2 separate regions of the Homo sapiens genome follow, and region 2 is linked to region 1. Evidence: chromatin loops called from intact Hi-C (ENCODE). Cell type or tissue: mammary epithelial cell. All regions are shown on one strand.

Region 1 (4,000 bases):
AGAGGCTGAGGCAGGAGAATTGCTTAAACCAGGGAGGCAGAGGTTGCAGTGAGCTGAGATTGTGCCACTGCACTCTAACCTGGGCAAGAGAGCAAGACTCTGTCTCAAAAAGAAAAAAAAAAAAAAAAAGGACAATGTTGGGGGTAGATAAAGGGTTGCCAGAGTCAACAATAAATGGAGAGGAATAACCAACAAAGCAGTGGGGAGATAAAAAGTAGAAAGCAATGCTGTGTGATGCTAGTAACATGACAATAAAAATAATATTGGAATATATTATGGTATAATATAATAACACAATGTAACTTCATATAATGTAATATAAAATCAATTAGCTTGACATTCAATAAAAATTCCTGTTATATATAAAATTTTGGACAAAGAAAAATCAAACTTGAAAATTTATTGTCAGACATAACTATTGTGCACATTTTATTTTAAATATTTAAAAAAGGAAGCAAATTGATGACTTACTGTAGTGTGCATGCTTTATTTAAATTTTTCCGTTTGTGTCCCAGGGCCAGTATATATTTAAATTAAATTCAGACATCTTTAATAGTTTTATTCAGTTACCTATAAATAATTTCAATAAACACAAATGGCAATCATATATCCAACATTAATGTTTCTTTGCTATTTGAGATTCTGATTATAAAGTTAGGAAAATTGACCATACATTTAGAGAGATTTTGAATCATAGGGATTGAAATCAAAATGTCTCTGAAATCAAAGCATCTCAGTTATACGAATGAGTGACTTCTACTCAGATGGACTGATGTTTGGATTTCCACTGCTGAAATATAAAGAGGAAGAAGCATGCACAATTTCACACAATCAAGCTAATTAGAATCAGTAATGTCTAATATTTTCAAGTATTTCCTCTTACAGTAAACTGTTTCAAGTCTTTTGGTTAAAATATATTAGAATATGTTTGTAGTCAAAATTATCTTCTGCTAAAATTCAGGTTTAAAAATTTTTAATGCAATCTACTTTATATTCACAAAACTGTTCAGAAATCGTAACAGCATTGACATTGATCTGATACATCGTGATACTTTTTTTAACTGATTCAGATAAATTCATATATAATTTCAAAGTGATTGAAAGTGTCCATATATAATGATGATATCATTTGCATGTGCTGATGTAGAAATTCTCACACTTCATTTATAGTTCCCTGTGTACTATGCTTGTACTTGTGGGTGTAAATGAATGATTTGTCCATGTAACTTACCTATTCAATTTTCACTTTGATGTTTCTCTTTTGTTTAAGGAAGGGAAATTCTTTAGGCCTCTTTGTAAAATTACCTTTTAGGGGACTATGTTCCTGAAATTATAGTTAAATAAACTATTTTCACTTCAAAATGTACAATGGTCCTTACTCATCCATGCCTCTCAGGTTTTACTGAAGAGACTATTTATTTTGCTATTGTTTCTTTTGATCAGATGAAATTAAGGTATATATAAAAGCAATATTTGTACAACTAAAGTTAATTTTATTTCATTTGTATTGTCGTTTATGTGATGCTGCCACCTTGTGGCCATTTGGTCAATATTAAAATTTATATTTCTGGCTAGTTTATAAGAATGCCCCCTAAAGCATTCTAGAATGTATCTCCCAACGTCATGGACAATATTTGCTCTGATAAGTACTATCCTGCTAATTATCTCTCCGTATATAAGCCATTACAGTTATTTGTGGCATCTGAAAGTTTTAGGTAAATTACCCGAGAAAATGTTATTTCGATGATGTTCAATTTATATAAATTGACATTAACATTTGTCTTAGAAAAAGAAGGAATCACGTTTAAATACTGTCTTTACATAAATACATTTCATAGTGTTTATCTTATCATGTGCCTGTGTACAATAAAGTTATTTTAATCAACAAGTTAAACAATTTCACCTTTTTAGAATGGACATAAATAAGGTAAAGATCAATTGTATCAAGAACTGAAGACATGTTTTTCATCATTATTACATACTCTAGGTTACAGAGTATCTAAAATATGTCATTAAATTTTAAAATTGTCTTAGAACCTATAGCTTGGAAATAGTTCATTTTTTTATTAAGCCTTATTATACTTGAGATTTTCTCATTTTTATTCTATATTAAAATCAAGATATTAAAGCAGAGTATTGTTAGTGTACATAACACATTTTCTCCATCGCAGATGGGAATCTTTCTTTTTTTTAAATTATACTTTAAGTTTTAGGGTACGTGTGCACAACGTGCAGGTTCATTACATACGTATACATGTGCCATGTTGGTGTGCTGCACCCATTAACTCATCATTTTCTTTTAGACTTTTATTTTAGCTTCAGCGGTACATTTGCAGGTTTGTTGTATAGAGAAATTGTGTGTCACAGGTGTTTTGTGTACAGATTATTTCATCACCTAGGTAATAAGCATAGTATCCAACAGGTAGTTTCTTCTCCCTCCTTCCAACCTCCAGTAGGCCCCGGTGTCTGTTGTTCTGTTCTTCATGTCTGTGTGTTCACAATGTTTAGCTTCCACTTGTAAGTGAGAATAGATGGTATTTGGTTTTCTGTCCCTGCATTAATTTGCTTAGGATAATGGCCTCCTGCTCCATCCATGTTGTTTCAAAGGACATGATCTCATTCTTTTTTAATGGCTACATAGTATTCCATGGTGTAATGGATGGGAACATTAAGGATAGTGGATGAGAACTCTGCTATCATGCCTGATCCTGCCACCACATAAGATTTTGTCCAGTTAGCTTTGAATTCTGCCTGTCCATGACCAACTTTCAATTTGCATGGACTTTCAATCATTTGCATTCTGTTCCTGTCAATTGTTGGAGCTTCACGTCTTTCCACTGCAGTGAAGGCCAGACTTCTTAGCCTTCTGGTTTTTCCTAATGGATGGAATTTATTAGAAGCAATGAGAATAGTTTTATCACATTGCTCAAAATATTTTCACAGCTTTCTGCTTTTCATTCAGTCAAATACAAGTCTTAAACCCAAAAATATATATTTCCAGAAACAACATATAGTACAGTTAATAATCATCATGAACATAATTTTAATAGATGATCATATATCACCAGATAGGAACTGGTACAGTTTCCCATAGAAATTTGAGAGCAAATAAAAAGAAATTAGAAATAAATTACTAAATATAGATTTTGTTCCAGATATACATATACACATATCATCACTCATTATGAAGCAACTTCTTTTTTCTGTAAAATAGGCAAGAGCACACTTAAAAATATTGATTTGAGGTAGAATACAAACCTATTAAGAAGAGTTTTAGTGGTCGGGCATGGTGGTTCGTGCCTGTAATCCCAACACTTTGGGAGGTCGAGGCAGGCAGATCACCTTAGTTCAGGAGTTTGAGACCAGCCTGGCCAACATGGTGAAACCCTGTCTCCACTAAAAACACAAAAATTAGCCAGGCGTAGTGGCACGCTCCTGTAGTCCCAGCTACTTGGAAGACTGAGGGAAGAGAATCAATTGAACCAGGTGGTGGAGGTTTCAGTGAGTGGAGATCATGGCATTGCATTCCAGTCAGGGTAACACAGTGAGACTCCATCTCAACAACAACAACAACAACAACAAAGAGTTTTAGTGTAACTTTCAGATAGGTAAATGGATATACCTCACTTGAGCTTAAAAAGAAAAATATCACAGAAGAGAATTAGGAAAATAAAAATTTTTTAAAAGATGAATTTAAAAAGCAAAAACTCTATATACACAGATAAATTAATAGCACTGTATATAAACTTCAGTTCTTCTTTAATAGAATTATGATAGTCCTGCATATTCACATTAAAATTGTTCTGAAAGCAACATTTTCCCAATTTCTGCCCTCCAAGTTCAACCTGAAGAAATGTTTAATTAATCCCTGATCATAAAATGGTGTGAGCAGACACCTGTCATGCTTACTCCCACCTTGTTATCCTCCTGCTCTGGGAAAGGAGCCAGGTCACCTTTTCCAATTGCCTTATGATTATACAAAACCTGGTAGCTAACAATG
Region 2 (4,000 bases), 1.5 Mb before region 1:
ATGACAAATGGCACTTCTGAACCTGCTAAAACAGGGATGTAAAATAACACCGGCAACCATAGTCATAGTTCCCAATCGTTTATTTCAAGAAAGACAAATTATGGTCGCGCGCAGAGGCTCCGGCCTGTAATCCCAGCACTTTGGGAAGCTGAGGCAGGAGGATCACCTGAGGTCAGGAGTTCGAGACCAGCCAAGGCAGGAGGATGGCTTGAGCCCAGGAGTTTGAGACCAGCCTGGGCAATGTGGCGAAACCCCATCTCTACTAAAAATACGAAAATTAGCTGGGTGTGGTAGTGCATGCCTGTAGTCCCAGCTACTCGGCAGGCTGAGGTGGGAGGATCACCTGAGCCTGGGGAGGTCAAGGCTGTAGTGAGCCATGACCACTGCACTCCAGCCTGGGTAATACAGTGAGACCCCACCTCAAAAAAAATTATTTGAAATGTCAAGCATTCTTTGGCAAAAATAATTACAGTCAAGGACATCTTATCTCCCCCATCTTAAACTTACCACCCCACTCTTCAATTTGCATGGATGACTTTGTCACTGAAGTATAGGCTACATGTGTAAGAGGTTCACTGAGTAATAAGAAAAGTTCAACATGTAACGTGAGTAAAAATGGCAGCTGGAGGTGGGGAAAGAGCTAGCTTGTTAAGTGTCAAGTGAAGCAAAGATAAAGTGTGGTAAGAAATTCTGGCTGGGTGCAGTGGCTCACACCTGTAATCCCAGCACTTTGGGAGGCCAAGGCCAGCAGATTACTTGAAGTCAGGAGTTCAAGACCAGCCTGGCCAACATGGTGAAACCCCGTCTCTACTAAAAATACAAAATTAGCCAGGCGTGGTGGCGGATGCCTGTAATCCCAGCTACTCGGGAGGCTGAGGCAGGAGAATCGCTTGAACCCAGGAAGCAGAGATTGCAGTGAACCATCATGGCACTGCACTCTAGCCCGGGCAACACAGTGAGACTCCATCTCAAAAAAAAAAAAAAAAAAAAAAGAAAAGAAAAAAAAGAAATCCTAAGGTCTATGAGACAACATTTGCCATGGGCTCACGTCATTTCTCACTCTATGAAAAGATATTGTTACCGCTCCACAAACGGCCATGATGATGCCATGCAGTTTAAGACTGTGGACACATGCAGCTCCCAAACACGAGGTGGGGCCACGTACCGGTTTCCTCATGTTGGATTTCAAATTCCACAAGAATAAATAAGCTGGTCGGTTTAATGGCTTTTCAGAAATAGGAAGTACATTCTATTTTGAAGCACATAAAAACATTTTCTTGTCAGAAAAGTTCCACATAACTCACCCCCAAAATACATTCCCTTGCCCATTTTAATAATTTGGAACAGCTGCAGCACAAATTGCTTAAAAATGTTGGAGAAGCTCACTTCATCTCTTCAATCTAAAATCTACCAAGTCAAGGTTTTCAAAAGGCCTAAGGGTATAACACCTAGTGTCAAATTTCACACCCCCAAAAAATCAAGTATCATTTGACTTCAGCATGCATATGTATATCAAAATATCATGTTGTGTATCTTAAATACAGCCAATAATTTTTTTTTAATCAAGTGTAACTGGCCGGGTGCAGTGGATCACGCCTATAATCCCAGCACTTTGGGAGGCTGAGGCAGGTGGGTCATTTGAGGTCAGGAGTTTGAGACCAGCCTGGCCAACATGGCAAAACCCCATCTCTATTACAATTTAAAAAAAAAAATTAGCTGGGCATGGTGGCGGGCACCTGTAATCCCAGCTACTGGGGATGCTGAGGTAGAAGAATCGGGAGGTGGAGGTTGCAGTGAGCCAGAGGTTGCAGTGAACCGAGATCACGCCACTGCACTCCAGCCTGGGCCACAGAGTAAGACTCTACCTCCAAAAAAAGGCCGGGTGCGACGGCTCACACCTGTGATCCCAGCACTTTGGGAGGCAGAGGCGGGCGGATCACGAGGTCAGGAGATCGAGACCACGTTAACACGGTGAAACCCCATCTCTACTAAAAATATAAAAAAATTAGCTGGGCGTGGTGGCGGGCGCCTACTACGTAGTCCCAGCTACTCAGGAGGCTGAGGCAGGAGAATGGCATGAACCCAGGAGGAGGAGCTTGCAGTGAGCCAAGATAGTGCCACTGCACTCCAACCTGGGCGACAGAGCAAGACTCCGTCTCAAAAAAAAAAAAAATCAAGTATAACTGAGAAAACTTAAAGTGACTCAGTGGCCTCATACAGGATGCTTATAGAGACCAAGGGACCCAGGTTGGATATCACAATCCCAATGCAGAAATAACTCATCTAAACAGCATGGTTTGGTCAAGTCAGAAGACACCAAGTCCACAGCCCTGAAGAACCTCCCCTGGCACTGCTTCACTCCCCCGGGACTAAGATTCTGATCAGTAACAACAAGGGATCCTCTGTTACCCCACATGACCGCTATGTGCTACAGAAATCAGAGGTATGTATCATCGCTATTGTTAATGAAAATAAAACCACAATGCTTTTCGTCATGTAGTCCTGAAAAGCTGGATGTAGAAGATACAATTTGAAATGCACTGGGGAAATGGGTTATTTAAAGTCTGTGCTATGGCAGCTAAAGGGAAGAGTTGTTAAGAAGTGAGATCCATTATCCAGATTTATTTCGTACTCACCATCCCCCCGTTTCCTTCTCTCTCAAACACCTCGGCTAAATACGGCAGTGACTTACTTCCTAAATCTTTATCTTGAGTGCAACTTCAGCTGTAAGTTACAGATCCATATGTTCAGTGGTCCACTGGCTCAAGCTCAACAGACATGGCTAACCTCCCCCAAACACCTGTTACTTCACACATAGTGACAACTTGACAAATGGCACCACAGCCTACCCAAATGAGTAATCCAGTAATCCTACAGAAATTCAGCTTACTTGGCCCCCAAACCCAGTTAAACACTTAGCATCTACCTCTCGGTATCTCACACAGTAACCCCTCCTAACTGGAAGCCCCTCCTTTCTCATCCACCACCCTGTGACCAAGTGACGCTTCCCCAAAACGCATGCTTAAAGTTATCCCCTACAGCTTTCATGAGTCCGTTCAAGCTCACTGAGTTGCACAGAGCCATTCCTTCCTCCATTGCTCTCGACCGCCTTGCCAGCCAGCAGCATGCAACCTTTGTTCTGGCATCTAGAATGTCCTGCGTTGGATATTAAATAACAATGCATCACAATATTTCCGTCTTTCCACATGATGATCTGCTGCCAGGACAGCTATCCTCCTTCTTGGCCAAATTCCTCTACATATGCTCAAAACTCAGGCCAACTATTAATAGCACCTCAGTGAGGAATCATTTTCTGACCCTCTCATCCCCTCCTCATTGTGACGCTCCTTCTTTGTGTTCCCATGTATTTTTATCACACCCATTGTCACCCTGAGCTATTGTTCATCGTTTGCCTGTGTCTGTCTTCACTAATCAATTAGGGACCTTTCATTTACTCAGTCTTTCAACAAGCCATTCCTGTAAGCCAGAGTCATTCTGCATCCCTGGAGCCTAACACAGAGCCTGGTACCCAGGCAGGGCGGCATCAGCATCGATATGCTGAGGACACATGATTTCACCACCAATCCACCAAATAAATTCATGTTTTAACTGTCTTCTAGTGCTTTATGCCCACTATCTTCTACATAACCCAATTGTCTGATGTTGTCCAATTAAACAATTAGAAACATTTCAGCCACGTGTAGTGACTCATGCCTGTAATCCCAGCACTTTAGGAAGCCCAGGTGGGAGGATCGCTTGAGGCCAGAAATTTGAGACCAACCTGAGCAACACGACAAGCCTCCATCTCTACAAAAAATTTTAAAAATACAAAAAATTAGCTGGCTGTGGTGGCACGCACCCATAGTCGCAGCTACTTGGGAAGCTGAGGTAGGAGGACTGCTTGAGCCCAGGAGTTGGAGGCTGTGGTGAGCTATGATCGCACCACTACACTCCAGCCTGGGCAAAAGAGTGAGGTCTAAATAATAATAAATAAAAATAA

What was found. Peaks named below come from ENCODE experiments on the same cell type or tissue, not always from the same donor. Only the 100,000 strongest peaks of a DNase experiment are listed, where the experiment ranks them.
Region 2: a loop joins it to region 1, with 10 times the contacts of the local background. A loop is called at or near these places in 3 of 110 quality-filtered maps.

The regions. Positions count from the first base shown.
Region 1 is chr5:18,312,848-18,316,847 of GRCh38, forward strand. No RefSeq gene overlaps it. Among named protein-coding and RNA genes, the nearest start is that of LINC02100, 430 kb to the right of the region's middle. In mammary epithelial cell, a CTCF peak has its summit at 1,530 (motif pointing left); no DNase peak of the experiment used is centred here.
Region 2 is chr5:16,804,489-16,808,488 of GRCh38, forward strand. All of the region lies in intron 3 of MYO10 (myosin X), which reads right to left. Among named protein-coding and RNA genes, the nearest start is that of MYO10, 130 kb to the right of the region's middle. RefSeq lists enhancers at 1,401-1,901, 1,902-2,402. In mammary epithelial cell, no CTCF peak of the experiment used is centred here; a DNase peak (open chromatin) is centred at 2,423; H3K27ac peaks cover 1,253 bases.